Regions from separate parts of the Homo sapiens genome. Here region 1 is linked to region 2. The links are chromatin loops, found by intact Hi-C in ENCODE. Cell type or tissue: IMR-90. All regions are shown on one strand. Each heading gives the region's core, and the rest is flanking DNA. Links, peaks and the distances in the headings are about the cores only.

Region 1 (2,923 bases), core at 110-2,609, 61 kb before region 2:
AGAGATGTACTCTTGGAATTCCTTGGCCCATGGGAAGAGGTGTGGCTGGAGAAGGGCCAGGATGGGTTCTTTCAAAGCAAAGGGTCCAGGCAAGTGCCACAGGCATCTGAATCGAAAAGCAGTACTGATTCAAGACAAAGTATTATATTGAACCACTCAATGGAGTGGGAGTCAGAAGACATGGATTCTTGCCCTAATTCTGCCAGTAATGTCATACGTGACCTTAAATCAGTGTCTTTACCTTGCTGCACCTCAATTTTCTCATATATTCATTTAATAAATATTTATTGAGCTCCAACTATGAGCGAGACATCCAACTAGACACTGAGGATATACAGAAAACTCAACAGATTGCCCTCATTGACTTAGCATTCTGACAGAGAGCAAGATAACTGGGGCAAACATATTCCAAACGAAGGGCCCCTTCTAAACCAAAACTTTCCATTCAAAATCAATCTTTAAAGTTGTCATGTTTAATAAGTACTAGTAATGAAAGAATCCTAAAAGGAAAAAAGTGTTAAATTATAATGCAATATTATCAAGAGCCTTTTATGATCAATTCTCTAACACAGCAGCATGAGCACTGTACTAATTTTAATCACAAGCATTATTGCCAAATGCAGCACGAAACTCAATCTCTAAAATGTGCCATTTTCTTACTGTTACTCATTTTACTTATGAATATTTTATATGGAAGATAAATTTATGTAAAAATAATATAATCACAACACATTTATCCACATTTTAAAAATAAAATACATTAACAGAATGTAGCAGGTAATTTTTAAAACATGTATTTCAAACAACATTAATATTGAGCTCTGTTATGTAATAAACATAAACAAGGGAGTTCAGAGAAACAGATGAATAAAGTGTAAATGTCTAAGAACCGCTTATATTTATATCAGACCAACTAAGATTGGGTGCAGCTTCCTGTCTTACTACATCAACTACAGATTGTTTGGGGTCATGACAGACAATCGATCAGACAACTAGGAGTCAATTGAGAAGAGCTAAGGAGTCTGTCTTGGATAAAACAGTACAGAATTTTTTTCTAAAAGGATAGTTGTTAATAATGGAACTGATATCTTGTGTACTTCTAGTTTGACCTAAAAGCAGTTACACAAGGAGAGTTCCAAAGCTCACATTATTCTAGCTGTTTCCTTCTTACCTTCTCAAAGTTGAAGAGTTGCCCATTTTCACAAAATGTCAATGATAAGGGACTATTTATACTTGTTAGATCTCACAACTAGAGTCTTCTCGGGTAGAGTGAACTTTTAGATAAAAATAAAAACACCCAGCATGCAGTGTGCCCTGGAGTCTATGCAACCTAGCCCTCTCTTCTCTGTCCGTCTTGGTTCAAAATAAATAAAATAGAACAAAGGAAGCTGAGTTTTATTCATAGTATAGCGTTTTTATTGAGCTGTTTCCACTAGATGGCACTAAAGATTCTGTGTTTCAGGAATCAGGCCCTTTTAAAAAAGAAAATCAGAAGACAAAAATGATCTGTCTGAAATAAACAATAAATTTCTCCAGTCATCTGTCCTAATGATCAGTTTCTTAGAAATGAAACATGAATCTTGGCCATTTATTCACTATCAAACATTTATTAAACCATATTAAGTTTCAGACACTGTGCCCAGTATTAAGGATGCAGAAACAGGACAAGGTCCCTTGTGCTTAAGAGTTCCCAGTGTGGAAGAGGAGGGGAACAGTGAGAACAGAGGGCTGAATCAGACAAGCGAGTAGAAAATTGAAATGCAGAATGTTAAAGACTTGATAGAGATCATCACAGTACCACGGGTAACACACAGAGGGATGCCTAATGAAGACTTGGTGAATGGAGGATTCCTAAAGAAGTTGATGTCTAAACTGAGCTTTGAAGAATGGGTTGGAATTCATTAGGCAAAGAAGAGTGGGCAGAGTGTCCGAAGCAGAATAAGTAGTAGCTTGTATAATCATAAAAGAAGGCTGAAGCCCAGTGTGCATGCTTGGGTTTGGATGGGGCAGTGCAAGAAATGAGGTTGACTGGGCTGGCAGAGGCAGGGTCATGGGAAACCATATATACATATGAGATTATATATATCACTCTAAGACATATGGAGTTTTATCCTGAAGGCACCTCCTACTCCTCTCCCCCTAGTTCATTCTGATTTTGTCACACTGGCCTCCTCACTGTTGCTCAAACATGAGTAGGCACATTCCTCTCTCAGCAAGCACTAACTCTTCCCTCATCTGAACTACCTTTTCCCCATGGGTCCCTCCTTCACCTTTAAGTGTTTGCTCAAATATCACCTTCTCAATAATACTTATCCTGACCACTCCAGTTATATTGCAACACCCTCATCCTGCACTGGATGCTCCTCACTCTGCTTAATTTTTCTCCATAGCATTCTCACATTCTAACATACTGTATAGTTTCTGCAGTTATTATATTTATTCTTTTTTTTTTTTTTTTTGAGACAGAATCTCGCTTTGTCACCCAAGCTGGAGTACAGTGGTATGATCTCCGCTCACTGCAGCCTCCGTCTCCCGGGCTCAAGTGATTCTCCTGCCTCAGCATCCCGAGTAGCTGGGATTACAAACATGCACTACCATGCCCAGCTAATTTTTGTATTTTTAGTAGAGACGGAGTTTCGCCATGTTGGCCAGTGATCTCAAGTGATTCGCCCACCTCAGTCTCCCAAAGTTCTGGGATTACAGGCATGAGCCACCGTGCCCAGCATATTTATTGTTTATTGGCTGCTTTCCCCTACTAGAAGGTAAGTTCCACGAGAGCAGGAATTTTTGCTTGTTTTAACAATACATCTCTGGTGCCTGGCACATAGTCAAAAGTCCTTGCTGTCAAGGAACTTATTATTTTAGTAGGGAGTAAGTTGTGAAGACATTTGGGAAAATCATATTCCAGGTACTCAAAGGATAT
Region 2 (2,923 bases), core at 320-2,819:
AGCTGTGTCAAAGGCTCCTTAGGGATTATGAGTTCACATCTTTACATGGTCCAGCTCTGGAAAAACATAAAGCCGAATGTCTACCTCATTCTTTTACACGAACTTTCAAGATGGAAAAAAATGTAAAAGTAAAAAACAAAATTGTAAATGTTCTAGGAAAAAAAACAGATATGAATATTCTTGTAGTCCTAAAGTGAAGAAGGCTTTTCTAAGCCTGGGATAAAACTCTGAAGCTGAGAAATAAAGAATTTAGTAATTTTTAAAAGTTTACACTACCATATGATGAAAATACCATAAGCAAAATTGTAAGACAAAAAGCAAACTGGGAAAACGTAACTACCACACATATCACAAAGGGTTACTATACTTTATACAAAGGGATTGCTCGCACTGCACAGTGCAGTGCATGGTACTGTACACCGCCTCACAAGTATGGCTTTATTCAGTGGTCCTTCACAGCTGGTGGGGCCTGAGGTTCTGGCTGGGTCTGGCGCATGCCTGGTTGCCTCTCTATCACCATCCTGCTCACTATACTAGGGCTAGATAATCTGCAGGTCAATTTCACCCAATAGCCAACAACACGAGGAGTTTTCTAGACATGTGAAGTTTCAAGGGTTATTAAAAGTAAAATATTTTGAACATCTACCACAACCAATTAATTTTTTTTTGGAGGTGAATATTTTTCTTTTTTTTTTTTTTATTACACTTTAAGTTCTAGGGTACATGTGCACAATGTGCAGGTTTGTTACACATGTATGCATGTGCCATGTTGGTGTGTTGCGCCCATTAACTCGTCATTTACATTAAGTATATCTCCTAATGCTATCCCTCCCCTCTCCCCCAACCCCACAACAGGCCCCAGTATGTGATGTTCCACGCCCTATGTCCAAGTGTTCTCATGGTTAAGCTCCCACCTATGAGTAAGAACATGCGGTGTTTGGTTTTCTGTCCTTGTGATAGTTTGCTCAGAAGGATACCACAACCAATTATTTAAAGAACTAAAACTTGTTATACCCACGTCTAAGCAAAGAAATATTTCCATTTATTTTGACCCTGTATCCTTGAGTGAAAGTTCTGTGAGAAACAGAGAGAAAGGAAAATATGAACTCAGGAGCTCAGTGACAATGCCCAAAATTTGTATACCAGGGTGTACCACATCGTTCATGTCAAGGCAAGATTTCTTCCCCCTGGTTCTACTGAGATTATCAGTTTTCTTTACTGCCTGTACACAGAGGGCCATGGCCGAATGGCTAGTCAAATGCTGGTCAGTGGTGCCATCTGGTGTTTCAGTTAGAGATCTGCACACAAATGCAGCTACACTGCAAGAGATGAAAAATGGGCATCTTCGCCTCAGTTTACACCTCCCTTCTATTACTCTGTTGCACCTGTCTCCTGACTACATTCAGCCAAACATAATAGTATTAATTAGAGGATGTAAAATATTTAAGTTATTAAAAAGAAAACCCAGAGTATGTGAGGGAAAGGCTGTACTCTCATAGGTCACTCTCCAGGGGTTCTGGCTGAACACCCTTAATGTTCACTAAGGAAGCCATCATCCATATATAGACTTATCTATTTCTGTTTAAATTCCCAGTCTATGCTACCTATCAGAGTACCTGGTTTTCTGTTGTTATTGTTTTTTAATGTGTTGTGTGTTAAGAACTGCCTTTTACTTTTATTTGTCCTAAGACAACTTTTTTTTTTTTTTTTTTTTTTTTGAGACTGAGTCTTGCTCTGTCATCCAGGTTGGAGTGTAATGATGTGATCTTGGCTCACTGCAACCTCCGCTTCCCCGGCTCAAAGTGATTCTCCTGCCTACTGAGTAGCTGGGATTACAGGCACACGCCACCATGCCCGGCTATTTTTTGTATTTTTAGTAGAGAGAGTTTCACCATGATGGCCAGGCTGGTCTTGAACTCCTGGCCTCAAGTGATCCGCCGGCCTTGGCCTCCCAAAATGCTGAGATTACAGGTGTGAACCACCATGCCTGGCCCTAAGACAAGCTTTTTAAAGCTCCAGTAAGTACTTCCTAGTAATAGTGCTCTGAATTTAGGCTAAGAGAAATACATGTAACATACTTTTTTGTTCTATTTTAAAATAATAAACCCTTCTCAGTCTTATCCATCTAGTACAAAGAACGTTAACAGCAAGTTCTCAAAATTCTGACCTCAGTCAGGCCTTTCTTCAGAGCTGCACACTCATTTTTCTAGCTGGTTTCACATGAAAATAAGACACAATTTGGCCAGGTGAGGTGGCTCATGCCTGTAATCCCAGTACTCTGGGAGGCTGAGGCAGGCAGACCACTTGAGGCTAGGAGTTTGAGACCAGCCTGGCCAACATGGCAAAAGCCCATGTCTACTAAAAATACAAAAATTAGCTGGGCGTCGTGACACACACCTGTAATCCCAGCTACTCGGGAGGCTGAGACACGAGAATCACCTGAACCTGGGAGGCAGAGGTCGCAGTGAGCTGAGATTGTGCCACTGTACTCCAGCCTGGTTGACAGAGCAAGACTCTGTCTTTTAAAAAAAAAAAAAAAAAAAAAAAGACATGATTAGTCCAAAGCTGTATGTGTTTGCCACACATCCCAATACTCGACCAACATTACCTTTCTTCCTTGTCCTGCTTAACGTAAACACATTACCCAGAAGCCCCACCTTAGCAACCGTTTCCCTACTGAGCACTGACAATGTGCCAAACACCAGACCGAGGCCATCACACACGTTCTCTCTCCAAGTCCTCCAACCCAGGGAAGTTAGGGCCATGTGAGCAATATTCCAGATGAAAAAATGGAGGAAGGAACACGTTTATATGCCCTACCAGGAAATACATCTCATCAGTGCTCTTTCAGCAAGTTTTCATTCTACTTGGACCCAATTCCACTGCTGCTACTTCAATTCAGGCCCATCACCTCTCACTTAAG

What was found. Hi-C counts contacts between places; a loop is a spot of excess contacts. Peaks named below come from ENCODE experiments on the same cell type or tissue, not always from the same donor. Only the 100,000 strongest peaks of a DNase experiment are listed, where the experiment ranks them.
Region 1: it touches region 2 in a loop (11-fold over the local background); 92 of 110 quality-filtered maps call a loop at or near these places.

Annotation. Positions count from the first base shown.
Region 1 is chr1:117,127,290-117,130,212 of GRCh38, reverse strand. LOC124904387 (a long non-coding RNA gene) reads right to left here and starts at 1,442. Exons shown (of 2, transcript XR_007066500.1): 1 at 1,172-1,442. In IMR-90, for the core only: a CTCF peak has its summit at 1,418 (motif pointing right); a DNase peak (open chromatin) is centred at 1,432.
Region 2 is chr1:117,066,320-117,069,242 of GRCh38, reverse strand. The region is part of intron 3 of TTF2 (transcription termination factor 2); the gene reads right to left. Among named protein-coding and RNA genes, the nearest start is that of TTF2, 7.5 kb to the right of the region's middle. In IMR-90, for the core only: a CTCF peak has its summit at 1,274 (motif pointing left); a DNase peak (open chromatin) is centred at 1,262.